3 separate regions of the Mus musculus genome follow, and all the other regions are linked to region 3. A link is a loop called in an ENCODE intact Hi-C map of the cell type or tissue named here. Cell type or tissue: left cerebral cortex. All regions are shown on one strand. Each heading gives the region's core, and the rest is flanking DNA. Links, peaks and the distances in the headings are about the cores only. Region 1 overlaps Pacs1 (phosphofurin acidic cluster sorting protein 1). Region 2 overlaps Pacs1 (phosphofurin acidic cluster sorting protein 1). Region 3 holds the start of Pacs1 (phosphofurin acidic cluster sorting protein 1).

Evidence for each region. Hi-C counts contacts between places; a loop is a spot of excess contacts. Peaks named below come from ENCODE experiments on the same cell type or tissue, not always from the same donor. Only the 100,000 strongest peaks of a DNase experiment are listed, where the experiment ranks them.
Region 1: a loop joins it to region 3, with 2.1 times the contacts of the local background. A loop is called at or near these places in 23 of 42 quality-filtered maps.
Region 2: a loop joins it to region 3, with 2.3 times the contacts of the local background. A loop is called at or near these places in 4 of 42 quality-filtered maps.

Annotation. Positions count from the first base shown.
Region 1 is chr19:5,195,989-5,205,993 of GRCm38, forward strand. All of the region lies in intron 1 of Pacs1 (phosphofurin acidic cluster sorting protein 1), which reads right to left. Among named protein-coding and RNA genes, the nearest start is that of Pacs1, 72 kb to the right of the region's middle. In left cerebral cortex, for the core only: a CTCF peak has its summit at 3,917; a DNase peak (open chromatin) is centred at 8,444.
Region 2 is chr19:5,145,605-5,155,609 of GRCm38, forward strand. It overlaps Pacs1 (phosphofurin acidic cluster sorting protein 1), which reads right to left. Exons shown (of 24, transcript NM_153129.3): 8 at 8,060-8,119; 9 at 7,056-7,216; 10 at 6,670-6,763; 11 at 1,523-1,603. Among named protein-coding and RNA genes, the nearest start is that of Gm30840, 26 kb to the left of the region's middle. In left cerebral cortex, for the core only: CTCF peaks have their summits at 4,055 (motif pointing left) and 5,923 (motif pointing left); DNase peaks (open chromatin) are centred at 4,960, 5,555, 5,914, 6,291 and 1 more place; H3K27ac peaks cover 2,740 bases.
Region 3 is chr19:5,266,167-5,276,171 of GRCm38, forward strand. It overlaps Pacs1 (phosphofurin acidic cluster sorting protein 1), which reads right to left and starts at 6,953. Exons shown (of 24, transcript NM_153129.3): 1 at 6,373-6,953. The coding sequence starts at 6,722. It overlaps Sf3b2 (splicing factor 3b, subunit 2), which reads right to left. Exons shown (of 21, transcript NM_030109.2): 19 at 8,898-8,997; 20 at 8,626-8,811; 21 at 7,755-8,361. The coding sequence ends at 8,290. In left cerebral cortex, for the core only: no CTCF peak of the experiment used is centred there; DNase peaks (open chromatin) are centred at 6,071, 6,394, 7,048 and 7,470; H3K4me3 peaks cover 2,155 bases; H3K27ac peaks cover 3,054 bases.

The DNA.
Region 1 (10,005 bases), core at 595-8,594, 71 kb before region 3:
TTTGTCAGGAAAGCAGGCAAAGCTAAGGAAGCAGGTCTGTGGAACAGCACCACGTATGTCATTAATATAAAACACAGCCTCCAATTAAGGAGAAAGAGTAAACCATGTTGGATAATTAGTTAGCTGGCTGGAAAAATAAATACATTTGAATCCCTACTTGACATATCAAATTAAGTTTCAGATGACCAGAGGCTTAATATCTATCTATCTATCTATCTATCTATCTATCTATCTATCTATCTATCTATCTATCTATCTACACACACACACACACACACACACACACACACACACACACACACACACACACATATTAGAAAACTGATCCATCCAAGTACTAGAAGAAAAGATGAATAAAATAATTTTAAGCAGTCTTAAAATAGGGAAAGATAGGGAAAGGTTTTTGTAAGTTAAAAAAAATTAATAAAGACAATTAAAATCCAGGGATTACGGTCTGGGCATGGTAGCACATGCTTTTAATTCCAGCACTCGGGAGGAAGAGGCAGGGAGATTTTCAAGAGTTCAAGGCCAGCCTGGTCTACAAAGTGAGTTCCAGGGCAGACAGCTATTATATAGAGAAACCTTGTCTCAAAACAAAACAACAAAGTCCGGCTTGAGGCCCTGATCATTAGTCCTGGGGCAAATGCTCAATAAATGCTCCCTGACTGACTGAGACTGCTGTTCATGTAGTTTGTGAAGTGACTCCTGGACCCAAGAAGACACCAAGAAGGCTGAAATAGTCTTCTGATGGCTAAGCAGCATCCTGTGAGACCGAACAATGAAGCCTTTTGCTGCTACAAATGGGTTGAATAAGGACTGATGATGGTTAAGAGTTCACACCTATCCCTAACTCCAGTTCCAGGGTATCTGATGCTCTCTCCTGATCTCCACAAGCACCAAGGCACACATATGGTGTAAATACACACACACAGTCAAAATGCTCATACGCATAAAACAAATAAATCTAAGGGAAAAAAGATTAAAAATTATTGGATTCTTATTTAGTTGAAGTATTTTTGCTACGGCTAGAAAGTCAACTTCTCCTAGGGTAGTTCTGAAAGGCAAAGTTACATTAAATGGGTAAGTAACTTCAAACACTAAAATAATGCAATTCTATACCAAAGACTGCATCAATTTTGAAAAAGTTTTAAGAATAAAATCAAATCATGATATGCAATCACACGTCTAGAAAGGTCAGAAATCAAGGAACTTATCTTAACTTTTCCTTCTTAGACATGGCCATGCTTTGTTACCCAGGCTGACCTGGAAAACACTCTTCCAAGCCAGCCTCCCAAGAGCTGGAATTACAATGTGTCACCATCCATTATCAGACCACCTGATAATTAATTATCACTATCATCTTTTTATTCAAGATCAAAGTCCTCTTCCTTTCCTCTAAGGTACCGTTCTGACTTTCTTCTCTCTACAGTGTTCTTTGGAGAGAAAAGGAAGAGGAGACTGATGTAGTGAGTCATGGCTACTGTACTCAGTAGTGTTCGGCATTGTTTCATTCATTCACCCCAAACCCTCTGGTTACAAAACATTCCATTCACTGTTTGCAAGACAGCGAATTACGGTTGGAGGGTTAATTAAGTACTGGGTCTCAGGTGTAAAACCCTGTAACTCATGGGAAAGGATTATATATCGATGACACTTTCATTATTAACTAAATTTCATTATTAGTTAAAAGCACAGACAAACAGTATAAGTTAAATTTACAAATTGATGTACTCTACAATATTAGTTTTCAAGTCAGTTGGGTGAAATTTGAACACACAGAAGAAGAATGGGTAGTCCCCACTGAAGAGTTGTTTTACTTAGGTTGGACTCCAAAGTTTAAGATAAAGCAGATTTAGGTGCTGTGCTGGATGGTTTTATGTCAAGGTGACCCAAGCTAACGTCATCTGAGAGGAGGGAACCTCAATTAAGAAAATGCCTCCATAAGATCAGGCTGTGGGTGCCAGCAGGTGCTAGTGCGCACCTTTAGTTGCAGCCTTTGGGAGGCAAAGGCAGGCAGATCTCTAAGATCTTGAGGCCAGTCTGGTCTATAGAGTAAGTTCCAGGACAGCCAGAGCGACACAGAGAAACCCTACCTAGGGAAAGGAGAGGGACATGGGGCTGCAGGCAAGCCTGTAGGGTATTTTCATAATTATTGATTTATGGGGTAGAAGTCAGTCCCCCAAGGTGCTTCATCACAGCAATAGAAACCCTAAATATGACAGCTGGGGAGCACTGAAGGTCAACAGCTGCAATGATTTTCACATATCCAAAAGTTCTAGGTTGTCAATACTGAATCTTACTGTGCCATCTAAATTCCCTCAAAATCTGGCATTCTCTTTTTCCTGGACATGAATAAACTCTACATACTGGTCAGCCATCACCAGGAAGAGGTATAATGAAACCAAAAGGGAGGAGGTGGTGAGGAAGCGAGATACACGCATGTAATCCTAGTATTTTTGAGGCAATGGTAGGAGGATCTTGAATTCAAGGCTAGTCTGTGCTACATTCTCAGACCTTTTTCAAAATCTTCAAAGGCCAGGACTTAAGTTCATGGCAATGTGCTGGCCCAGCCTGTGAGAGACCCTGACTGGATCTGCAGCACTGCACTGCTCCTCTGGGGGGGGGGGGGGAGGTGGAAGGGAAGCATTTCAAAGAAAAGGGTAAGAGGAAATGAGAAGCCAAAATAGGAGATAAGAAGGATACTCCAGTATAAATAGGAACCGTGCAAGAGACACTGGGAGGAAGTAAGGGTAGGGAGAGAAGCAAGCTCCAGAGAGGTGGCAACAGAAGGATTCAGACACCACAGCAAGGCCACTGGAGGCACCATGAACCCAGATACCCATGGCTTCGGAGATGTGGTGTGCCCGAGAGAACCTTCATATTTTTAAGAATGATAATTCCACCTTGGAAGTGTGATGCTAAACTACTACAAACCATTAGAAATGCTTCTACAGCCTCAGTAGTAAAACAAAAACATATCACAAACAAACATGCACAGCTAGTCACCTTCCATCTGCCCTTTCATTTACTTATCCAACTCAGAAACAACAATGACAAACTGCATTATTTGGTATTCAGAGGAAAGAAAGCACAGGGAAGCTCGAAGAAATTTCATTTTTGGAAGTCCTACCACTGAAACTCAACAGGTGGTCAGAATGGCCCTGGGCAGTAGCACACAGAATAACTGTGGTCCTCCACCCCACCCTCAGGGACTTCAGGCTAGGGCAGAGAAAAACTCAGAATTAGGAAAATTTGATAAGCACCTCAGGAGTAAACATGATTATGGTTACTGGCTGTTTATAACCCTGAGAAATTAGAATAAAAAATGGAGTATAAAACAGGCAATTGAAAAATAAGGTCATCATATGTCTTGCTGAATAACACATTTAAGCAGGACAAGCACCCAACTCCCTCAGAGGCTGAGGCTTGTTGTCTTGCGATGTATTTATTTTCATCTTATGTACATGGGAGTTTTGTCTGAATAGATATCTGTGCACCACGTGTGTCCCTGGTGCCCACAGAGGCCAGAAGAGACCATCAGGTCCCCTGGAACTGGAGTTACAGATGACTATGAGCCATCATGTAAAATCAAAGCTGAGTCCTCTGTAAGAACAGCAGAAAATTTAACCACTGAGCGAGCTCCCCAATCATCCTGCCTTTTAATAAATAGATTTGGAATGAGAAAGAAGAGAATTTTAAAAGTTCCACATAACAAGAAGCTCTGCTGAAGCTCTCTTGAGTACAGAGTTAAACATGAAAGCATAGCTCTTCCGACAGAATCCACTCTCTATGGCCCTTAGTAAAGACCTGCTGGCAAAAATCTCTCTACATGGTCTGTTAGCGAGACTCAAGTCAAGTGTCATCCATTAAACAGCAGTGCCTTCAGCAGCCACTAGTCAAGTCAAGGAGAGGATGGGAAAAGGCCCAGGCAAGTACAGAGAAATGACTGCAGAAACTTTCCTACAAAGGACAAAAACTGGTTTATTCATGTTAAGACTCCACTGACACTAAGTAACGATAAAGTTGCTGTGTTCACCTGATCCCTAAATAGAATTAGAATTGTTATGATTTGTACAACTTTATTATTATTGGCTTTAAATTTATATAACAGAATCAAACTTTATATAAGCCGAATTTATATAAGCAGAGCCATTTTGGAAATACAGATGTTACAGAGCTGGGAGATGGTTTTGGCAGTTAGGCTCAGGATAGATTCCCAACACTCACATGGTGGTTCACAACCCTTGTAACTCCAGCTCCAGGGGATCAGATGCCGTCTTCCGACCTCTGAGGGCATTAGGTATGTATGTGGTACACAGACATTGTGGTGGTTTGAATAAGAATGACCCTATAAATTGATTATTTGGAGTCAAGTTGGTGGAACTATTTGAAAAATATGAGAAGGTATGGCCTTATTGGAAGGAGGTGTGTCCCTTGGCTTTGAGGTTTCCAAAGCACACGCTATTCCTAGTTAGCCTTCTCTTACCTCTCTTTCTGCTTCCTACTTACAGATAAGGATATAAGCTCTCTGCTACTGTTCCCCAAGCTATTCCTGTCTGCCTGCTGCCATGCTCCATGATGGTCATGGATTTAACCTCTGAAATCATATGCCTCCAGTAGACTCTTGTATAAATTGTCTTAGTCATGGTGCTTTGTCAGAGTAACTAAGACAGACAGACAAGCAGGCAAAGTACCCATACACACAAAACAAAATAAATTAACCTAAAAATGTTTTTTAAAATATCGATCGATGAGATTGGTGGCACATGCCTTTAATTCCAGCACTCAGCAGGCAGAGGCAGGTGGATGTCTATGAGTTCAAAACCCTGTAGGGGGGGCTGGCGAGATGGCTCAGTGGGTAAGAGCACTGACTGCTCTTCTGAAGGTTCTGAGTTTAAATCCCAGAAACCACATGGTGGCTCACAACCACCTGTAATGAGATCTGACACCCTCTTCTGGTACGTCTGAAGTCAGCTACAGTGTACTTATGTATAATAAATAAATAAATAAATAAATAAATAAATAAATAAATAAATCCCTGTAGGATCTGGTCTACAAAGTCAGTTCCCGGACAGCCATGGCTGTTACATAGGAAATTATGTTTCAAAAACAAACAAATAAACTAACAAACAAAAACAGTACTGATTTTAATTTGAGATACCTGGCGTTTGTCAGCCCTGAAACCTTTAATCCCAGCATTTAGGAGAAAGAGGCAGGACAATCTCTTGAGTTTGAGGCCAGTCTAGTCTACAGAGCAAGTTCCAGGACATCCAGGGCTACAGAGAAATCCCGTCTCAAAAAAAAAAAAAAAAAAAAGAAAGAAAAAGGAAAAGGAAAAGGAAAAGGAAAAGGAAAAGGAAAAGGAAAAGGAAAAGGAAAAGGAAAAGGAAAAGGAAAAGAAAAAAAGGCAGCCCTGAGCAGGCAATAAGTTTCCAGAACGTACAAAAAACACTAGTAAGGCCTACATGGAATGCTAAGGCCAGGGTAACTGTTACCTGGCTAGCATGCCATTATAATGAAACTTTCTCATACATTTCTGCTGTAACTAGAAAACGTTCTAATGTCAAGACTGACTACATATTCGGTAATGTTCTGTGCCCTTGGAAACCAACCATGATAGATGTCAGTAGAACTGTTTTGTATAGTTACCCACAATAAGCTTGGACCTGAACCAACCATCCAACGCACTTCCTGCATCTGTACATAAGCTTTTATGGCCTTTGCTTTCTTTCATAAGCTGCCTCTGGGATAGACCCCAATATAAAAGAGATACCTGCACCAATGTAAGAAACTATGTAGAATAAGACTTCTGTTTTGCGTAGTGGCCAAGAAAGTTTAAGTCTCTGGGAACTGACATCCTACTTGGCAAGAAAAGACATGTATGTGAGTAACTGACATCCTGGTCAGCAAGCTAAGACGTGAGTGTTGGACAAGTCCCATCCTGCTAAACAAATTAAGACATGAATATTAGAGAAGGTAAGTCCCCTGCCACAGTTGAATACCCCAACTAAAGGGAGCAGAATAAATGTACAACCAAGTCATGCTCCTAAGGAAACCCCCATCCCTAAATTCTGACTGGTGAATAATTTGGCAAGGTGTTTGTGGATTTTAGACTTAAAAACCCTGTAGAATCTTAACTTAATGCCACAGTTCAGTTCCTAAGTCTGGATCGTGGCCCTGGTCAATCCATCCTGGGGCATATGTTGAATAGACTATCCTATCTGACTAAGATTGGTGTTCGTGTGGTTTGTGAGGCAATTCATGGACCCCAACAATGATAGATGTTATATCTGGGACAGCCACTCCTAGGAAAGTGTCTTAGGATTTTACTGCTGGGATAAGTCAACATGACCATGGCAAATCTTATAAAGAAAAACATTTAATTGGAGGTGGCTCACAGTTCAGGGGTTTAGTCCATTATCATCATGATGGAAAGCACAGTGGCAGACAGGCGGGTACGGTGCTGGAGAGGTAGCTGAGAGTTCTATATCCAGGTAGCTAGGCAGCAAGAAGAGAGAGGGAGAAAGAGACTGGGCCTGGCTTGAGCACTGAAAACCTCAAAGTCCACCCCAGTGACACACTTCCTACAACAAGGTCACACTCTCTAATAATGCCACTCCCTGGTGACCAAGCATTCAAATCTATGAGCCTATGGGGACCATTCTTATTCAGACCACCAAACAAAAAGAAATGATGGTCTCAAGCCTTCAAAAATAAGTGGAAAGAGCTGGGCGTGGTGGCGCAAGCCTTTAATCCCAGCACTTGGGAGGCAGAGGCAGGCGGATTTATGAGTTCGAGGCTAGCCTGGTCTACAAAGTGAGTTCCAGGACATCCAGGGCTATACAGAGAAACCCTGTCTCAAAAACAAAACAAAACAAACAAGCAAACAAAAACAAAAAAGTGGAAAAACCAGAGTCAAGCCTAAGGGCTCTGCTGTAACAGCTACCTTCTTCTCATGGAAGAACAGTGTAATTCATCCTTCTGGCAGCATGTGGGCTCTCTGGGGCTGTGTTTGCTGCAGGGCTGATATCATTCACTGGGAATATAGTCACTAATTGCCACCTGATGTTTGTCAGTATCTGTCACAGATCCTAACACAGTGGTGACTGAGATAGACCTGGTGCCCTACTCTCACAGCTGGTGAGAAGTGATGAGATTCAAGTGCTAAACTATTGTTAAGATCTACAAAAGAAAGAACCAGCCATACAAATAGCTTGAAACGAAATGCCCCAAGGGTGTGGGCAGTCATTAAATAAATAAGAAAGCACTATTCTTTATAAGTAGAATAACCAGTATCAAAACGAAGGATTCCTAGGCCAGGTGTGATGGCATATGTTTACTAATTAATCCCAGCACCCAGGAGGCAGAGATAGATGGACTTCTGTGAACCTGAGGCCAACCTAGTCTACCGAGCAAACTCCAGGTCAGTCAGGACTACACAGTGAGGACCCTGGCTCAAAAAAAAAAAAATCTAAATAGGGAACACTATTATAAAGAAGACATCTATAATAGCTATCAGGAATTCTATTAGGAAAAAAAGAAAAGAATATGACTGGGTAATTAATAAAAGAAAAATTCATAAATTTACTATCATAGTCAGAAAGCCCCACTACTAGCTGGGATTAGAGATACGTGCCTTGAATCCTAGCACTCATGAGGCTGAGGCAGGTAGATTTCTGTGAGCTCAGGATAGCCTGTCTACCCAAGAATTCTAGGACAACCAGAGCTGCATACAGAGGAAAAGAAAAGAAAAAAGAAAGAAATCTCACTACTAATAAAAGAAACTGTAGCTAAAACATGTTAACACAAATGGCAGGCAGACACAAAATCAGACACTATGCCTTGCACTCTGTGACCCGGTAGGGACGCTTGCTGCCATTTACCCATATAAGCATCTGAGGAGACATGAGGTCATTTATTGTCGTTATTGTTTGTAGTGCAGCAAGGTAGAGAACAAACTAGGTATCCTTATTGGGAGAATTAAAAAACAAAACAAAAATCAGTTGATTTATAACATAGTAGCTAAAAGAAATACTTTAAATATACTTTAAGAGTAACACAGCTTTAAATAAAAATTTATCAGAATAAGGATATATATATATATCCTTAAACACATTAAGGAAGAACCTGGTATATGTGTGTTGTAGGGAGTGAAAGTAGGAAAAGAATGGAAAAATAATAGCAATGGAAAATAATACAAGGGGGATATTTTGATATCCATTAGTGTTTTATGGTCTGAACAGTATAAAAAAAACCAAACACAGACTTGAAATCTAAGAGGAAAAAATAACAAACTTTCAGGCACAAAGGGTGTTTTAATTCCAACTCCTTCTTCCAAACTACCTGACACTGTGTCCAGTGATTGGTGTAATTCAAGAGGCAAGAAAGCAAGCCTTGAGTGGGTAGACAGTACTATAGCATAGCACTGAGCCCTGCACCCACACGTTTTCCACGGCTGCAGCCACACTGCTGAAAGTATACATGTACTGCTGTTTTCCATCCCGAGAGTTCTATTCTCATGGGCAGGACACATCATATTCACACTAATAAGCCCACAATAATAATGGCTGGTATAAAGAACATATTCAATAGACTGGCTGATTCGTCATAACTGAAAACAAATCACAATTACAAGTCAAATTAGTTGTTTTTAGTTCAAGCACATTCTTAGTTATAATTTATTAAAATGGAGCCAACCATGTTCAGTGCTTATTATCATGATAAATTAGCAGGTGAAGCTGGCCATTGTGCTCCACACCTTTAATCCTGGCATTCAAGAGGCCGAGGCTGGAAAGACCCCTGATACGTCAGTGTCTACCTACGAAGTCTACACGGTTTCAAAACAGCAGAGCAAACCAAAACAACAAAAACTAGTAGATGAATTCTTTTTTGTTTTGTTTTTTTGTTTTAGTTTTTTGAGACAATGTTTCTTTGTGTAGCCTTGGCTGTCCTGAAAGTCTGTAGACCACTCTAGTTTTGACCTCACAGAGATCCACCTGCCCTGTGTGTGTGTGTGTGTGTGTGTGTGTGTGTGTGTGTGTGTGTGTGTGTGGAAAGTCTGTAGACCACTCTAGTTTTGACCACTCTAGTTTTGACCTCACAGAGATCCACCTGCCCTGTGTGTGTGTGTGTGTGTGTGTGTGTGTGTGTGTGTGTGTGTGTGTGTGTGTGTGTGTGTGGAAAGTCTGTAGACCACTCTAGTTTTGACCTCACAGAGATCCACCTGCCCAGTGTGTGTGTGTGTGTGTGTGTGTGTGTGTGTGTGTGTGTGTGGAAAGTCTGTAGTCCACTCTAGTTTTGACCTCACAGAGATCCACCTGCCCAGTGTGTGTGTGTGTGTGTGTGTGTGTGTGTGTGTGTGTGTGTGTGTGTGTGGAAAGTCTGTAGACCACTCTAGTTTTGACCTCACAGAGATCCACCTGCCCAGTGTGTGTGTGTGTGTTTGTGTGTGTGTGTGTGTGTGGAAAGTCTGTAGACCACTCTAGTTTTGACCTCACAGAGATCCACCTGCCCAGTGTGTGTGTGTGTGTGTGTGTGTGTGTGTGTGTGTGTGGGTGCGGGTGGGGGTGGGGGTGTGTGGGAGGGGTGGGGGTTGGGTGTGTGTGTGTGTGTATAAAGGTGTGAGACACTACCACAGCTGGGAGATGAATATCCTTTGGGTAACAGACACATAGACAAGCGTATAATTCAAGCTGGCTTTACAGCTAGCTGCAAGGAAGCATCAGAGATGCCAGAGCACAAGCAGAGGCTAGAGAGAGAATTTATATGATGACTGCCAGTTGCTGGGCAAAGCAACTGATAATCAGCTCTGAGTAGTGCCAAGCCTCTAAATTACTGATTTAACACTGTGTATAAGACATAAATTATTTTATTTTTCATTTTAAAGCAAAAATTTTGTGAAATTGCTAGCCCAGACTGTCTTGGTATTTACTACGTAGCCCTGGATTGTCTGGACATTGAGGCAATCCTCCTAGCTCAGCCTCCCATGTGCTGGGATTACAATTA
Region 2 (10,005 bases), core at 1,255-9,254, 120 kb before region 3:
AGCTTCCTGCCTACCCTTCAATATTTTTAAGCATCCATTCCTTGAGGACTAACTTTTACAAAGTACTCAAATCTAAAATACAAACTTGATTTAAAAACCTTGATTGAGACATGTATGTATCCTAGCCTGGCTCTGAGCTCCTGATCCTCCTGCCTCTATATACTGCCTCCTGTATGCTGGGACGATAGGTACGTGCTACTCCATCCAGCTTTATGAATGTTAAGCAAGTACTCTGTCAAACTGAATGATTTCCCTACTCCAACTTTGAATATGTATGGCTGGGGATGGAACTCAAGACCTCAAACATACTAGAAAAAAAGTCTACCACTGAGCTACATCCCTAGCCTGAACTAAACTTTAATGTAAACAGCCCAGAGACCATTAGCTGGATCAAGACAGAACACTCCACACACCTGAACTATCGCTTGCCTCTTTCCACTCCCACAGTTACTAAGTATCCTGACCTCCACATGAGTAAGAAAATCCTATGGCATGTATGCTAATGTATGCTATGTGTGTATGTATGTATGTATGTGTGTATGTATGTATGTATGTATGTATGTATACTTTGGGTATCCGCCTTCTCTCTTGGACACTGAGTTAAGATTCAGGCTGAGATTTGGTCAGTCACTGGAGAGTCAGAATCAGGAAGTGATGTAACTGAAATTTCACTTTGGACAGATCACTGTACTGCTCATGTGTAGCAATGGGGAAAGAGGAGTTTATTTCAAGAACGGAGTGATGAAGTAATGGTGCAGTAGGTTTTAGTCTTGGATAGACCTAATGCTTTATTGTTTTCAAGATGAGCAATGCAGTGGTTAGTTATTATAGAAAACATAAGCCTAAATACTACTGGATTCAATTCAACCACTAAAAGGTCTTGCCATGTGATTGTCCCAGACAAAATCTACTTTGTAAAGTTCCCCCTCTAATGTCTAGCTCCCTGTGCCATTGGGCACATTTCCAGGTACTCCATGAGTGTGGCCAACTCAGAGAACCTCTCATCCCAGGACCTCCATCAAGCCTTGTCCAGGTTTGCACAGGTGATGTCATCTTTGTGTTCAGCATTAGCAGGTGCACAGGAGCAGTTAAAGGCTTAGGAGGTGGTGCCCAGCTGGTTCAGTTCTACTTCATGGGGTGTGGCTTGCACTCCTAGCCAGCTCTAGCATCTCCTGGAGGAGAAGCTGACCAGCGTCCCTCAGAGACTTAATGCCACTAGCTTCCTGAATACTGATAAGGCAACAGAGTCGGGAAAGGAGTGGCTCTCCAGGGCCAGACATTGGACATCATCTTTCAGAAGTAAATGAGGGTGACAGTAAAAAAAATACAAAGTAGCATTTGGTCAGTTCTACTTAGGGCAGAATGGGGACATTTCTAGTTTACTAACCTAGGGGAGGACCTCCCTGCCCCCAGCCTGTGCCCTTGGTTGCAGGTGAGCACTATTTTACCTGGCTTTCCCTATGTTTTTAAAGGTACAAAGACAATCTGAAGTGATCAAGGCAAGAGACAAAACCATACTTACTAAAGTGTCTGTTTCAGTCAAGCTGTCATCTTGGTTTTTAATCCAGGTAGATTTGACTTTTTCTAAAGCAGCCAACTCCATCTGAAAAATCATCAAAATCACCACCATCATCATCACCATCACCACCATCACCCATAATCCAAGTGACTAGCAGTCTAATTTATTAGGCCTCCCCAGAAGCTTAAATACTTTCACTTTATCTCAACCTCACACAGCCTTTAGGGCTCTCATCTTTTGAGGGGTGCATGTGAGGTGGTTTTTGTGAAAACTCAGCGGTAGAAAGGCCAGTTTGTTTCAGGAAATCAAGTATGGATTGGCAAGACAGCTTAATAATCACTGGCTGAGAACTTGCTGGGTTTGCTTTCTAGCACCCCGTCAGGTAGTCCACAACACCTGTAACTCCAGTTCAAGGGGGTTCAATACCTTTTCTAGCCTAGACATAACAAAATTAAAAAAATATATATGTAAATGATACACAGGGTGCAGAACTAAAAACCCCACTCATTTATTTTTTGGTTTTTCTAGACAAAGTTTTGCTGTGTAGTCCTGGCTGTTCTGGAGCTTGCTCTGGTAGACCAGGCTAGCCTCAAAACTCAATAGATCACTTGTCTGCCTCCTGAGTACTAGGACAAAAGGCATGCTACCACACCTGGCTCAGAGCCAGATATTCTGACTCTCAGTTATGTTGCTAGGGCGAAGGGGCTTGATATTAGGTGGTTTTCTGTTGCATCTATAAAATCTGAACACTTTTGCATCAAGAAGACTCTGCTTAAGGGAGACTCTCACAGTTTCAGACTTTCACTTTGAGAATAAAGACATCAACAGTAGTTAAATGCCTTTGCTTGGTAGATGCATCCGGAAAACGGTTCCTCTAATAATATATTAAGAAAAAAAAAGTCCCATATGAATCTGTCAGGCGTGAATTAATTCTCCACTGTCTTATTAGCACTTCTCATAATGTGAAGAATTTATTAAGCAGACACAGATGGACAAACAAGATCATTCATATTTGCTAATAATCTGGCCAGACAAGCATCACAGCCAGTTATGGGCAAAAAGGTACAGGAGTCAGGGAGGCACTGGCCCCAGAGAATTTCTTTCTTCTATGAAACCAAAGGATGAAGAAGATATTCAGGATATCTCATTTAATCTCAACTACTCAAAGTTTTTTTTTCTCTTTGTAAAATATACATAACTGGAAATGGTAGGCTAATTCAGGATGCCACTGGGTGAACTAACCAACCAGGAAAACCCTCCCTATGCTATACTAAAAGCCAGGGTGTTTCCACCTGGAATAACATTTAGGGCTCCACCATCCGTGTCCCCAGTTTGTCTTTGATTCTCTAGATGCTAGTAGTAGCCCTTCCTGTTGGGCTAAAATTTTTCAAACCAATGACAAATGTCTTCTGAGAGGCAGACCATCCCTTGTGGAGAACCACAGCTTAAAGCCATCTGCAAGACATATCTGACGTACCTGAGCTAGAGGCAGTAACATCAGAGCTTGAAATGGCATGACCTGTGTAACAACTCACAGCCACACAGAACAGGCTGCCTCCAGAGTGTGTGTTTAGTCTATTTACATCACACAGACTAACCAATATTAACAGTCTAGAATCCAGAAAAGCCCTGCTTGGTTGGACCTAGGGTAGAAGCTCACTCTGGGGGTTCAGCAAGAATTTCCACTGGGTGGTTTCAAGGTGGCATGACTTGTCAAACCCTGAGACAGCTACACTGTTGTTTTCATGGCACTATGGAAGCTTCTGGGGACATCTACTTCCCCACTTCTATAGGAGCTGCATTAAGGGCATGTGACAAAGAAGAACTGGAACAAACTCATGACTCCTGAAACTTCTGTTCCTGCTCCAATATACCTAAAGGGCAGGGCTGGGCAGGGCAGGGCAGGGCAGGGCAGGGCAGGGCAGGGCAGGGCAGGGCCGGGCAGGGCAGGGCAGGGCAGGGCAGGGCAGGGCCGGGCAGGGCAGGGCAGGGCAGGGCAGGGCAGGGCTGGGCTGGGCTGGGCTGGGCTGGGCTGGGCAGGGCAGGGCAGGGCAGGGCAGGGCCGGGCAGGGCAGGGCTGGGCTGGGCTGGGCTGCGGTGTAGCTCAATGACCTTGGCATGTTAGGGGAAGTACTAATCTCTAACACTTTTGGTGCTGCCTCTGCTTGGCAGAGAAGGGAGACTGTCACAGCTTCAGACTTCCGCTTTGGCTGACTGCGGCTTGGGTGGGGGTCCTGAGGCAGGCTTTACAAGCACAGAGAACCAAATTATGTTGTGATTGTGTGTTTGAGTCTCAAGAGTTGAAAACTCAACAACTGCTACAATCTGTATCAGCAGAAATCCTTTCTTGTTGTAGTAGTAAAGTGAATCCTCTAAGAATTTGGAGCCTAAAAGTGGGAGATTAAGAAACCCCACAACTGGGCTGGAGAGATGGCTCAGTGGTTAAGAGCACCGACTGCTCTTCTGAAGGTCCTGAGTTCAAATCCCAGCAACCACATGGTGGCTCACAACCACCCATAGTGAGATCTGATGCCCTCTCCTGGTGCATCTGAAGACAGCTACAGTGTACTCACATAAAATAAAATAAAATAAATCTTTGCAAAAAAAAAAAAAAAAAAAAAAAGAGTAGTTTGTTTCCCCAGTGAGACTCCCTTGGAGGAAATTAAAAAGAAACCCCACAAGTCTTGAGAACTGGCTCCAGGGTTAAGAGCACTTGCTGTTCTTGAAGTTGTTCAGGGTCAGCTCCTGACACCACATGCTGGCTCACAGCTATGTGTAACTCCAGTTCTAGGAGACCCTACACCCTTTTCAGACTTCTGTGGGCACCAGGCACACATGTATACATATGTACAGACAAAACACTCATACACAAAGTAAAATTTAAAAAAAGAAAATACATTAGCAAGGTTGGTGACATAGCTCACTGGTAGATTCCTTAGTTCAGATAAAGCCTGGGTTCTATTCCCTGTGCCACAAAAAGAAAAAAAGTTAAAAAAAAAAAAAAGTAGGCCAGGCATGGTGGCACATGCCTTTAATCCCAGCACTCCAGGGTGCAAGGGCAGGTAGATCTCTCTAAGTTCTAGGCCAGCCTGGTCTACATTGTAAGTTCCAGAAGAATAGCCAGAGCTACATAGTCAGACCCGATCCTGAAACAAAACAAAGAACTAGTGCTTAGCCATGGGGGTGAGAGGCTCTCAAGGTGAGACAGGAAGTGCGCAACCACTAGATCCAACACTCACACCTTTGCCTAATCTACCTTAAGTTAAGAGCACAGCCTTGTTCTACCATCCCAAAGTGCCTCCATCCCAACGGATTCCACAGTTCTACACCCACACCCAGACATATGGGCTCTTCAAAATAGAAATCTCAGCAGGGAGACAACAAAGCGGATTTGAGGTCTGGCCAAGGGAACTAGCATTGAAGGACTTGCGCAGAAGACACTCATGGTCTGTCAGTTTTGGAACTCTAAAATGGGATGTGCTAAAGAACTGTACTTCAGTAGGCCTATCAATCAGCACACTCTGCCTAAGTCTGACCCACAGGATCTCACAGCGTTCCCACATGGCTTTTTAGAGAACACGTTTTCCATGTAGGCGTTGCAGATGAGGAAACAGCCTTGAGAAGAAGCAAGTCAGCGGGAAGATGGAGTTAAGATTCACTCTGGAAAACTCACCCCTTACAGTTGAAGGCTTTCTGTTTCCTTGTTTGAGCTAGGGCCTCAGTAAGTAGACCAGGCTGGCCCCCAACTTACAAAGATCCACCTCTGCTGGGATTAAAAGTGGCTTCCTTGTTTGTTTTTGCCAAATCAAGGGCTACATAGTCAACTTCTGCCAATGCAGAAACACCTTTCCCCCCATATTAAACAGCTCCTCTTACTCATTTAGTGGTCATGACCATTTACTGAACACTCACGTATGCCATACTCTATGCTTACTGCTTCATGACCACTGGCTTGGTTAACACCTTACGAATACTCTGTCACAGTAGCACGCTGCTCATCACTCACAGAGCACGGTGCAATCATCTTCCCTTCAGCAGGCTCTGGGGTTCTTCCCAGAGATGGTGCTCTGAGTGCTCTAGTGGTCAATTATTTATCCACAAGGACAGAGACTTTCTGTAGCCATCTGGCAGGTCTCTGTGAGGAAAAGCTGTTCTGAGCCATGCCCCAATATTAGCAGCACACTAAACACTGCCTCTTTGGCTCTCAACCACTATGAACCTGCTTGAAAGGTGCTGGGAAGGTGGATCTGCAAGCTGCAGGCTGACGCTTCTCCAAGGGCAATTTTTAGCATTGGCCACAGTTTTCCTTCTTTCACTTCCTTACTGTGGTACAGTTCTAGGTGGGCTTGGCAGCCAGCTGTTCTTTAATAAACAGATAAGCTGGGAGACAGCTCCATCTGGTGGCAGAAGGAAGAAAGGTCGCTGAGATGCCCCAGAAGAAGGTACACACACACACAGGACAGGAGCCTGGCCAGCCACAGACTGCTTTTGGACAGATGGAGTGCCTGGCACCGCCAGCTCATCTCCTCACAGTTAATAGCCACTGCAGAGTAAGATGTGTATTCCCCCTGTGAACACATTATTATGCCTCATTTGATGCCAGAATAGTAAGAACTGGAGATAATCAGTTTCTCTCATTAACAGAAAAATATGGCTCTAAATAGCACATCAGAGCTCGGTTCTAAAACTATATATGGTGACTGTCTGCCTTTAGTTGTGGGCAAAGGTATGAACAGCTTCTTTCTGCAAGGCTGAGGAGGGCTTGACAACGACAGGCTTCAGTCTCTGACCAGCTGCTAGGAGCCATAGCAGACAGCTCTCCTGCTCAGCAGGCAGAATGAAACCTACTCACTAAACAGTACATTCTTCCACCGTATTGCTCTCCCCTGTTTCCTGGACAGATCACTTTGTCCTTTTATACCTGATTCTTTTTGTAGCCTGAAGGCAGACTCTCTTCCCGATAGGCCAAATGGCATGCACTCTGCCCCATGCTCTCAGGGAGGGTTCCGAGGCAGGGCTCAGAGGAGGAAGACTGAAGATACTTTGTAGGCCCCCAAAGGAGTGACATTTAAGAGAAGCAGAGGGCCCAGAGTGAGAACCCAAATACGGCAGGTCCCTCTCCCAACCCTTTTCACCATCGTTCTGCTCACAGGACTGGTGGTGTCTTTCCCGAGGCTGCCCTTGCTGTTGAGACTGCCAATCTCCGTCTGTGAGCTGGACTGAGACATCCCCTCAAAGAAGGGCCTGCAGCAAAGAAGCACAGTGGCTGTCAGCGGTGACTGCAGCTCAGAGAGCAGCTCCCAAGGCTGAGTGAATCAGCACTCAAGGCTCAGCAGCAACTCAGGCTTCGCAGACACTGGTTGGGTAGCATGCTACGGAGTTGGTCAAGGGATCTGCAGAGATTCCTATCAGGACTCTTGCCATGGAGATGATGAAAAGCTACAGTCCTCTGAGTGAATGAGAGAGGAGGCAAGGGACACAATGATGGAGGGAAGGGGAGCTTGGGAGGTGGCCTGGGAGGAGCTCTGGGTCTCACTTGAGCTTGGGCTTTGGGGTGCTGAGGATGCTTTCTGTTTCCTCCATCTCAGGGCCACTGTCGCTGGGGTTGTACATCTCTAGACTGTCGTACAGTTCATCCAAGTCCTCCTCCACTTCCCGAATCTGCTCCCGGGACACGTGTTCTAGCCCAAAGCCCACCTGTAAGCAAAACAAACATCTATGAGTCTGGAGTTCTCCCTATTAACACTTGTGGTTAGATGAGCAAGTCCTGTCTCCCAGGTCATCTGTCAGTGGTGCCCTCAGTGTCCCCTAGAGGGACATGCAGCACTGTCCCTCTAGACCAACGGAGTGCGAGTACTCGAGTAACCTTTGTGACCTTATATGGTCAGCCTCTGAGAGCAGGGACATGCTGGGGCTACTTTCTCCCTCAGTTACGATCAGTATCCAAACCAGGGCCGGCACCAGGGGGAAGACACAGTGCTGGCGTGCCTCCCAGGGACTCATACAAGAAACCCCAATCTGGTAGCCTAGCCCATTTCCTGCTCTGTCCTTTAAATTCAGGTGTAAGCTACTTTTTGCAGCCCACAGTGAGACAAAAACCCTTTCTCAACATTTTCTATCTTTACTCACTTTTAGTTTACTTAGGAACCTGGGTGAATGAAGCCAGGACCTCCAGGGTCTAAGGATTTCTACCCAGAGGTGATCAATGAGGATATATCACACTTGGGATGTTGTTCACTGTAGCTGCCCTTGGGATATGAAGACAAATTAAACAATAGCCAAATCTTTCACTGCTACCCTTATCAGAGACTCGAGTATTATGGTTACATATGACTGTTCTAAGTGTTTCTAAATACCATGAGACCACACTCTTCATGTGAAGCCCTCATTTTCTCTTCAAGAAACGTAATGCTCTTCTCCATATGCCATCTCTCCTGGGGCTCTGCTATGCATGCAAGCGATAGGAATCATGATCCCATAACCCTGATTGCTAGTGGCCATATAGGGCCTAGGAGTGAAACTGGAAATAAGGCATCATACCTCGTCAGAAACTTTGAATCGTTTCAGGAGGGCCACAAACTTCTGTTTGATGTTAGGTTGCTGTGGGGACAAAAATATACAAATTGTTCTCAAGTAACATGTACTAGTCGTCAATCTGAGAGTGTCAGGAGCTTACCTCACACAGAGAGAGAAGACAGACAGTAGCTGCATTCACACTGCACACTCTCCAGAAAGACAGCCAATGCTAGTGTACTTCTCAGAGCCCTGGGCAGCTCGCTGGACATCTCATGTCTCCAAAGCCTCCAGCGTACCCCAGGACTTTCTAGAGGTGCACCTCCAACCCGTCTTTTGCTCTGTCTGGCAGAGCCAGGCACCAGCTGGTGAGTGTCCAGGACCTCCCTGTCCCCACATCTCAGAACAACATTTGTCCTCTTGCACAGCCAACCCACCTAATTACCAGCCACACCTGGAGTCTGTCAACCTCTGCCCCCTCAGCCTGCAATGAGCACTGCCAGCAGAGGCCACTTTTCCATGGTGTCCTCATTGTCCCTATGCAGAGCTCTGCTCTATGATACCCACTCACTGCTGTGTCAGTTATCTGTTGAGATGAGTCTTCATTTCCAGACACTAGAGTTCACTGGGCCCAGCCTAGGCTCCCTGATCCCTGTTTCTTATTCTACTTTAGGCACCAGGGTTAGTTTTCAGTCACACATATTTCTGGCCTGAAGAGCTAAACCTCATATGGGAATGGGAACAACACTACTTGCACTTAAGGATGAGAGCAGTGGGAAGAGCAAGTTCAACAAGGAAGAAACTCAAAGAACAAAGTGCTCGTGGTGGGGAGAGAAGACTGTACAGGAGCAGAAGGAGACCATTATCAAGTGTCCAGAAATACAACAAGAAAGCACCTGGAAAGAGCCTCTGAGAGATGGCTATTATCACTAACCTCTGGCTACACGTGGGGGACAATGCTACTGAAAAGGCCACAGGAGGGGATACTTAGGAAGCCTAGGAGGTACTTTTGGGAGAGAAAACAGGGCCTCCTCATGATTTAAGAGCAGAAAAGATAAAGGTTAGAAGAAAACAGGGAGGGTCCTACAGCTCTTTTCTTTCTCAGAGTTTAAAAAAGGAAAGTTTGGACTCTGGGACTTGTCTTCCCTACAGGGCTTGAAAACCTGGGAAAAAAATGGAGCCGTTGGTATGTTCCTGAGCCACTGCTGCAGAGGAGAAATTAGGCTTGCAGTCTCGTGGGCTCTCTTACAGCCTCATGAGCCCTGACTGTAAAGGTTGTGAGTGCTGTTTCATGGCCAGAGGCCAGGCTTGGACACACCAGGGCTGGCTTTAATTTTACCCCAAATGAGAAGAAAACCTCACTTTCAGGGTATCAGTCTGCAGACTGTTCCTGCACTTGAGAAAACCAGAATAAAAAAGACTTTTTCCTCCGAGAAGCTCTTGGTACCTCTGACCCTCCCTACCCTGGAGAACTGAGCTCTAGGATCAGCCACAAGTTACCAAAGAGCTCAGGTTTTAGCTTCTGAGTCCACAACTCTGACTTTAACATGGGCTCAGGAATCTTAGTTAGGAGATGTAATACAAACATTGTTGATTTCAGGGACTAGATCCGAGGTAAGAATTGTATTTAATGTAATTGCACATTATCAAACCCAGAGTTCCTGTAGTTTTCACGTACTATTCTAACACAACAATACCCCACAGACCTGCTTTACTCTGCAACTGACAGAGCATCGCCTGAAGCAATCACCAAGAAAGGAAAGGTCTGAGGCACTGTACTCCTTAAAGAAATATTTGGATTGTTTGAAATTCTAGAAAAATGGTTATAGCCTTCTTTCTGTTCTGCATAATCTATAGCCTATAGCATCCTGTAGATTAACATGCTGGTTCTTATGGGTAGAGGTTCTGGGGATGTATCAGAATATTGAGGGTGCAACCCCAAGTATACAGGGTTTTCAAAACCCCCACAAGGT
Region 3 (10,005 bases), core at 1,187-9,186:
AGGGGAGACAGAAGTTAAAGGCTATTAAGAGTAGCCACTTGGGCTCGACAATGGCAACAAATGCTCTTAACTGATAAGCAACTCTCCAGTGCTGGTTATTTTTTAAATCGGTTTCAGTAGCTGAGGCTGACTTTGAACTCACTATGTATAGCAAAGACTAGCCTAGAACTCTGATCTTCCTGCCTCTGCCTACTAAGCACTGATTATAGTAATGTGCCACCACGCCAGACAACTGAGATATTTTCAGAAACTATACTCTTGCTGGGTGTGGTGGTCTATAATGTCTATAATTCCAGCACTTTGGAGATAGAAGCAGGAAAATCAGGAGTTCAATGTAGCAAGCCTACAGCCAGCCTGGGCTACACGATACCCTGTTTTAAAAAGAAAAGAAATGGCTGATGAGATGCTTACTGAGCAAGCTTAGCAACCTGAGTTTGCTGCCTACATGTAAAGGTGGAAGATGAGAATCAAGTCTACGAAATCCATGTCTACAAAGTTCTCTGATCTCCACTTATACAACATAGTAACCACACTCTGCCAAAATAAATTTTTTAAATTGAAAAGAATGTTTTTTCTGGAGGTTCTCAAGTTAAGCAGCAATGTATATCATTAGTTATTTGCACTTCCCAAGGACAAAAGGACACATAAAGGGCTGCCTCGGTGGGGCCCTTGACTGAGACTACAGTCCTTTCTAATTTTCTTTCTTTTTTTTTGGGGGGGGGGGTTGGTTTTTTTTCGAGACAGGGTTTCTCTGTGTAGTCCTGACTGTCCCAGAACGCACTCTGTAGACCAGGCTGGCCTCGAACTCAGAAATCCGCCTGCCTCTGCCTCCAGAGTGCTGGGATTAAAGGCGTGCGCCACCACTGCCTGGCACTCTTAATTTTCTAGTCAGCTTTCTAAGCAATTGTCTCTAAGTTTCTATGTAAAGGAACCACTCTAGAGTACTTATCAACACATATACATCTGGGTTCTCTAAAACCTTCCTGCAGTGCTAGTGACTCCTGGGTCTAAGCCTAAAGGAGCGATCCTGTGAGGGCTTATCAACCTGGAACCACCTTGTTCAAGGCCCTCTCTGTAAGAAGTTCTCAAGCCAGCTTCAACTCTGGCTTTTCTCATGAGCGCTGCAAACTCTATGCTGGCAAGTCATTCCCAGTTTCCCTAGATTGCCCAAGCACTTCCAGAATGATGTCAGAGGCAAGTTAGGCCACGAAAGGTCTACTTTAACAGTTTCAAGTCCAGGCCAAAGCAGGACCAGTTAGTCTCCCCAGGCGAAGGAGTCAAGACACAAGATAGCACAAACAGTCTCTGACTTGCATTTCCTCCTACAAGAGCAGAAAGCAAGAGTACTCAGTGGTTTGGCCAAGAAACTAGAAAACTAGTTTTGAAAGAAACCATGTAGCTGGAAGGTGGTGGCACATGCCTCATTCCCAGCATTAGGTAGGCAGAAGCAGGCAGATCTTTGAGTTTGAAACCAGCCTGGTCTAGAGATCAAGTTCCAAGATAGCCAGAGTTACAAAGAGAAACTCTGTCTTAGAAGAGAAGAGGAAAGAAAAGAAAAGAAGTGAAAAGAAATCACATAACTACGGTGTTCCAACTATCTGTAAATCAATACATGTGAAACGGACTCAGTGAAAGTCATTCTCTTTCTGACTTAAGGAATCTGAGCTTTCTACAGGAATGATATTACCCTGATAGGAAGGATATCCTATTACAACACTCACAATGTGAAATTCAAATCTCCTAGGGCACAAACAATGCTTTTAGTACTTCCAATGCTAGAGCGATAACAGACATTTCACAAGCTCTCTCTTATTTGATCACTTGCATTTACTTACATCTATCATTTAAGAAGTACTTGCCCCTGTGGCTTTATAGGCCTTTTTTGTATTTATTTAATGTACATCTTAGAATGGATGGTAAGTAAAAGTATTTGTAACCAATTGCTGGAAAGTCTAAGGCATAAAGGGTCTGTCCTAGCATCCAGTAATCATACTGAGGTTCCAGCTTGCATGTGCTTTTGTGGTAAGAGTAGCATCCCTTCCTTCCCAAGTGCTTTCATGCAGATAACATTTCTCCTGCAAGCTAGCCTGCCAGTGCAGCTTGGCCACCTCCTTTGGCTATAACACTTTTGTCTGATAAGGGTTAACTTTAGTAACTCTTTTCTGTATGCTTAATATAATTTAGGAAGAAATTGTGCACTCCTTCCCTACATGAAAAGATAAGGACATTCAAGTGTGCTTTGAAACCAAGTCCCAATTTGATACAATTTGTATGTTATACAGTAGGGCATATATCAACTCCTAATCAATTTTATACAGCTGAGAAATTTTTGTATGTTTATACAATTTAATAATTTTCTGCCTTTCCTAACTTTAGCGATTCAAAAAAGAAAATATGAAGGGGAAATCTCACCTTACAAAGACTGAGGAGAATATAGGTAATGAGACTCTAAAACCCTTCGTTTAACCTGAGCAACAGTCTCCCCTTTCCTCTCCCCCTCTCCCCTCCCCTTACCACCTCACTCCAGGCCTCTACTTGCCATATGGAGCCACAGCAGAGAACAATTCAGTAAGGGAGGGGACAACTCCAACTCTTACAGCTATGAGTTTCCTAAGGGAGCAACAGCAGAGCTGACTATTCATGTTGTAACAGTTTGGCTTGATTTTTGTTGTTTTGGTGGCCTATTGTATCCCAGAGAGACCTCAGGCTTACTCTATAACTAAGGATAACTTTGAACTCCTGTCTTTCCTATGTAAATGCTGGGATTACCAGTATGGCCTGCCACACCCAGTCTTACATGGTGCTGGCCCTGAACTGAGGGCCTTGTGCGTGCTAGGTAAGCACTCTACCAAGTGAGCTACATCCCCAGCCCTTTATTTTATCATAATAAAGTCTTAAAGATAACCATATTTCACGGTGCTAATTTCTGAGAAGTGAGAACAGGGGTGGGATCGGGGCCTTTCCCATTACAGAGTCTCTCTTTCTACACTGCTTGAGTCATGGACATATGCTAATGCTGTTTTCTGTTTTAATGCTGATAAAAAGAAGCATCAATGCAAAGAACAATTAAGCCATTTTAAAGCCAACTGTAAGTATGCTATTGAAAGTTTTAAAAATAATACTATCAATTTTGAGAATTTAGCAGAAATTAAAAACCAACAGGCAGGCACCTAAAAGCATCTAGAATGCTCACTTTTAGCTCACCTTTATTTAAATGTCCACAAAGATTTTTTTCAAAAGCAAATAAAATTTTCTAAAGTATCAAAGATAGCAGCATGACCTTCCTATTGCTCCGTTGCACCCCCTCTTTTCCGTATTAGGTGACACCCACTCTTACAGTGCTGACTGCTTTTGGATTTTTCTCTTTGTCTAATCTCAAGTAAGTCTTGCTATCTCTCCCTGGCTGGCCTCAAACTATGAACTCTGGCTGTCCTTGAGTCATCAATGTTCTGCCTCAGACTACGCATATGTCGTTATGCCCAGCCCCACAGTGTTCTCATGCACATCTGTCCTCAGATTCACATTTCTTCATTGCCTAGCTCACAGGTTTGTGTCTCACTGGATTACACGAGAGAAGGTGGTTAGTTCCAGTTCTACATAGAGCTTCATGTTGGTAGGTTTTTGGTTTTTGTTTTGTTTTGTTTGTTTTTCGAGACAGGGTTTCTCTGTATAGCCCTGGCTGTTCTGAAACTCACTTTGTAGACCAGGCTGGCCTGGAACTCAGAAATCCACCTGCCTCCCGAGTGCTGGGATTAAAGGCGTGCGCCACCACGCCTGGCCTGGTAGTATATTTTAAATAACATGGACAAGTACAAGGAGACAACAAATTAACCAAACGACTTCCTATTTAGAAGGGCCAATAGCATGTCCTTTTCTGCCCACAGAAAAGGTGTTTTCCTTCTAAAGACACAGCAGCATGCTCCAAGAAGCACAAGTGTTTCCCAAGGTGCTGGGAGGCACAAGGATAAGGGCTAAAAGCAAAGTCATAGAAGGGCAGAAGACAGGCCAGGACTGGTCAGTAAACAAGACATAGCCATACACATCTACATATAGAATGCCTACCCTGTTTCTGGAGCTAGTAACTTATTATTGCAGACTTTTTAGTAACCAAGAGTTCTTACGGTCAAATCAAAACTCAGTGGTGATTCTATTTGTTTCCCTTTATGACAGCTTCTGCCCATCAATGCACGCTTTTTCAATCTAACAAGCTAGACAAGGCCACGATCCAAAGTAGAACATGTTTTATTAACAGCAGACCCATGCAGGGTGGAGCACAGGACTTTTATGCAAGGAAGAGGTGAATACCATACTTCAACAATGGACAGGCCCACATAAAAATAAAAAGAGGCCTGCTCAGGACCAAAAGGCATGCCATTCCACAGTGAGCTCTAATTTGAGTTTGGTGTCATGCTAGGGCTCTGGCCAAAGTAAATTACTGTGGTTCCTGATTTCCTCAAAGGAGGACAAAGAGGACACTATAAATCAGTGCAGGGACTACTGTGCACAAAGGGATGAAACGTGGAGGGCAGAAATGGCAAACAGTCTAGTACCATCTCTTGAAGCTTCAAATCCACACTCTCCAAGTATCAACTCCACTCCTTTATATATGCTTCGTATATACTTATGTGTGTATGTACATATAAATATAAATATATTCAAACACACACACACATATACTTTATATATACTTCAAACATACTCTAAAGAAACTTCTGCCCAAGAGCACAAATCCTGAGCAAATACATACATATATACATACATACTTACACATACACACACACACACAAAACTGCCCATGTTAACAGGGAACAACCTAAATATTTATCAGAGTCATATATTAGTTCATATAACCAAATACTATACATTAGAGAAAGTACTAAAAACTAGAGCTACTAGACAACATTGATGATTTGCATAAGCCTGAGTTAAAAGTGACAGGCTACATACAATATAAGAACATTTCTGCAAGCTCCAAAAAAACGTTGAAGCCAAGAGTAGTGGTGCACACCTTTAATACTAGCAACTGGGAAGGCAGGAGGCAGGCAGATCTCTGTGAGTTCCAGGCTAGCCAAGGCAAGTAAGATCCTGTCTCAAAAACAAACAAACAAAAATAAAAAACACACAAAACTAAAAAATATATTTACAGACTTATATGTAGTACACTGTAATGGGGGGGGGGGCATAATTCAGAAGTGTGTAGGGGAAGCCAGAATGTAATTCAGCAAGGAACCTGGAGAGTTTGACAGGTGGGGTAATGTTCTATATTTTTCAATAAATGACATAAGAAAGATGTGCTTGTGTCATCATTTTTCATGCCCTATATATTGGTACAATGTTGTGGTGTGATGTTGTTCAAAATAAAGGGAGAGAAAGAAACACCAGCAGAGTTGAGTTGAGGGTGGAACCCCACAGGGCACCCAATCTCTGGCTTACAGGCACATCCACCTGCTCTGCTGGACTCACAGGGTAAGAAAGAACAGAACCTGAGAATCAACTCGGTTTAGAAGCACAAAATGAACACCTCCAGGCATTTCTTTGTGCTTACTGGGCAAAACCAACCCTGCAGGCTGTCTTAGCATAGGGTCAATCCAACACACTGTCCCCAAAGAAGTATATACAACAACTGCTTTGCCATAGAGAAACAAGCATAATTTTTTGATGCAAGTTTTCAGATAGTTCCAATGGACAGAAAAATGGGTTGAATTTAGGAACAAGGCAGTCATTTTACAGAGCTCATAGGAACCTGGAGACTCTGTGACCAGTATCTAGTGGAGGAGGAAATGAAAACTTGCATTTAAGAACACATTCAACTGATGTCCAAACTAAGAGCACAGAGTACCCAGAGAATGTGTGTAGCATGAAGAACATATGAATGTATGTACTGAACCCCCAAGTGTTAACCAGCTTTACCTGCAACAGGTGACAAATGAATTTGGCACATGCTAAGTACGTTGGGAAAGAACTATATCAAAGCCATCTTTACCACATCTGTGTAACATTAACATATGTACAGCCCACGGGCGCCAGTGAGGCAGGAAGAAGAGTGACTTACTGACCGTAAGGAAGGCCAGATTCGGTCAGACCCAGCCAAGGAAGGCCACTGGGCTGGGTCCCCGAGGCCACCATTGCTCCAGGAGGACAGGAGGGTGGTTCGAGCCAAGGCGGAAGGTGGGACTGCTGGAGAGGGCAGGCCCACACAACAGTCTTGGAAGGCCCAGGAGAAGACAGCCCCCACCCCCCAAAGCCAAGATGAGCTAGGAGTGGAGGACGTACCCTCCACTCGCCCCGGAGAGATGGGGAGGCGGGGCCTGTCACAGAGCCAGCCTGGCGGTCCCCTAGGCCAACACCTTTTCCCAGCCGCCCGTTGCTCACCTGGGCACGCAGCTGGATGAGCTCCGGTCCACCTCCCAGGTAGCATACAAATTCATCTGCACTGGGGCGGGGGTGCGGCCTGGTCCTGGACCGCCCGGAGGCGCAGAGCCCGAGGCCACCGCGACGGCCATGGAGGTGGAGGTGGAGGAGGACGAGGAGGAGGCGGCCGCAGCCGAGGTGGACGAGGAGGACGAGGTGGCCTGGGCCAGCTTGGGGGGCGTCGGCTGTTGAGGCTGCGGCGGCTGCTGCTGCGGCTGCTGCTGCGGGGACTGGGCGACCCCAGAGCCCCGCTGACTGCTGCCGCCCCCGGAGCCTCCGGGACCACCGCCCGCCCCTCCGCGTTCCGCCATGGCCTGGCCAGGGGAGGAAGGGGCGCGGGGCTTACGCAGACTGAGGGCACGCGAGCGACTCTCAGGCTTCCCCCCGCGGCGGCAGCGGCTCAGCGCGTCTCCTCAGAACGCCCGGCGGAGCGCGAGCCACCAGCGAATCTGCACGCACGCGCGGGCTTTCGCTGCGCGCGGTCCTCGCGCTCGCCCGCCGCCGCCTGTTGCGGCCCGCGAGGCCCAGACACTGGGTGGGCGTGTCCGAAAGGGGCGGGGAGCCGCGGCCCCACCCAGACCGGCGCCGAGGGGCGGGGCCAGACTCGCGCTCGGCCCCGCGGCCCCCGGGAAGGGGCTACAGCCCGCGCGCTCTCGCGGCGCGGCCCTGGAGTCCCTAGCAGGCCTCGGCGTGCAGGCTCCGCGCCCCTCCTCCCTCCGCCCTCCTCGGGCGGCTGCTACCCCGCCAGCGGAAACCCGGGTTTTCCGGGGCGCGGTCCCGGACCGGAGAAGACTGTACGAGAGCGCGCTCAGCCCCTGGGATCTGCAGTACACGTAGTTCTGGTCACGCGTTGCATGGAAATCGGATAGCCCGCTGTGGCGACCCCTTCTGTGGTTATTTCGCCCACTTCTGCAAAAGAAGCAGTAGGTAGAGATCCAGGGGCCGGCCACCACCTAAGGAGCTTAAGTTCCAGCTTGACTGTGGGCAGGAGCCAGTTGAGCTAAGGTTGTCTAGGTCCAACAGCCTTTCTTGGTACAGCGCCCCCGACACAGCCTTCTTTACAAAAGTCCCAGAGTGCCTCGGTGCTTTCTCAATTTCTAGAATTCTATTTCTCTCAAGGCCTGATCAGCTGCCATCCCCACACACCCCCACCCTACCTAGAGCTCTTGCACTCTCCTACACCCACACCTTCTCCCCAGTACTTGAGCAAATGTTATGGAATCCTGTGCTCCAACCTAGTCTAGTTTTTCAAAAAACTTCTCAGAACTCAGTGACGAAGACAAAACAAGCCCTTCAAACCCACCCACCCACCAACACACACACACACTAGTAAATCCAAGTAGTTAGCCAGTACTCTGGAACAATTGAGATTTTATTTAGAGACAGATGTTCTCCAATAGGTAAGAAATCGGCCTTTCTGCCACAAGGTCAATGAGGAAGGCCTGACCTGGCCTACTTCCCTAGCCTACAGTTACTTCCCAGCCTAGCCACGGTGCTAAGCTGGCTATTTTTATTCCCCACGGACAAAGCAGTAAGGTCAGACCAGACCCAAAGGTACCTTCAGCAGAGCCTTCACACACAGGAGGGGTAGGGATAGTGAACTACCCACAAGTTCAGTTCAGAACTACAGTCCCATAGTCCTATGGGCCATCTGTGATTACAGGCAAGAAGTAGATGCTTTTGCAGAAGCTAAAAGAGAGAGAGGTTCAAGAGCGCCTGTATTCATCCTTCCTTGGGAAACAGCTTTATTTACAAAACAAGTCTAAAATAAGAACAGGAAGTGACGAGCCTAGGGAGTCCAGATCTAGCTTTAGGGAGCCACAGAGAAAGCCCAGACATACAAAGAGCCTAAAGGCAGGCCAGCTATGCGAGCAGGACCTAAAATTTGAACTCCTTGTATTTCTTGCTGCCCCCACGGCTGTCCTGGGGCTGAGCTTTCCGTTTCTTTTGCTGTAGGAGAGAGAGAGAGAGAAGTTACAATAGGTTAGACAACCCCAGACAGGAGGCAGCCTGACCCAGACATAAAATTAAGGTAAAAAGCACTGAAACCACACTCTCCTCTCCCCCTGAGAGCTAAATGACTTCCTTCCTCTTCCTGAACTTAAGAGACTGCCACCAATGGAGCATCTCGGAGACCTTCAGGCACCGAGTCCACCCGCCTCTCCCTCCACCAGAAAGGACAGCCCTCCTCCTAGGCCCACAGGTTGCTCCCACCTTCTGCTTAGCAGCATGCTCAGCCACCATGTCGCTGAAGTCTTCCTTCTCTACTTGTGCCTGCTGCTCCCGAACGTGCTCCTCGTACTTCTGCGTCATGGCCATGGGGTCCAACTCCAATTCCTCAGGCGCCAGCGCTACTTCCACACCTTGCAATTCAGGGGCTGGGCCCTTCCGGCTCATAACCTGAAAAATTCAGAACCTTATTATCTCCAGACTCTCAGAAACGCGGGCTCCATCTCAGTTACAAAACAATGTTCTCCAATGCTTACCGTGGACATGTCATAAATGTGGGTGGATCCCATCATGGCTCCCCCAACAGTGGCTGTTCTCTTCTCTGGCAATACAGTGAATAACTGAGGTGTCTCACTTCTGCAAAGGACAAGAAAATAAAACCCAATAAGGGGCAAAAGGGTCTCCTGAGTCAAAAGAAACATAAGTGACACTTGAATTCTAAGAGAATCCCAAGATAACTACGGCTGAAGGTTCTGCCACTGAAGGAGGCCCATAAGAAACGCTGGGTGAGGGGTGTGGAGTGGGGTCAGTACTGGCCCCACAGGACACAATCTGTAAGGGGTACAGAGACTAAGCTAAGGGATCCTTTAAGCCAAGACTCATAAGGAAGCATTAGTGGACAAAGAGGCTAAAGCTTCATAGAAAGCTTTCCAACAGAGAAGCTGTCAAAAGAACAGGTGAGGGCCAGCAAAATAGCACAGCTGATAAAAATCCTTGCTGTACAAACCTGACTGAGTCCCATCCCTGGAACCCACATAAAGGAGAAAAGAGAAAACCAATTCCACACACAGGCGCACACACACGCACGCGAGCACACACACACACACACACACACACACACACACACACGCCCCCCCATACACGCCCACATGCGCATGCGCGCGCGCACGCGCACACACACACACACACACACACACACACATCAAGTATGCACACACAGTAACGTTGATTGCTTTTCTAAAAGATCGAAGTCAGGTCTGGTGCTGTACTCAGCACTTCAAAGGCTAAGGCAGGCGGATATTTGTGAGTGTGAGTAAGAGACCAGCCTGGGCTACATACTGAATTCCAGGACAGGCAGATCTATATAGGAAGATGATCTCAAAAAAACAAATAGTAGAGGTGTTTCACACCATTAAGCACAACACTTTGTATGTAGACAGAGGCAGGAGAATCTATGAGTTCGAGGCCAGCCTGGTCTACAGAGTGAGTTTCAGGACAGCCAAGGCTACACAGAGAAACCCTGTCTCAAAAAACAATCAAAAACAAAGTTACCTCTTCGATGGGAAGAGTTAGAGAGCACATGGTCTAGAGTGGTAGTAATGAGCTTGCCATTTGACCTTGACTGTGCTAGTCTATGCATAATTG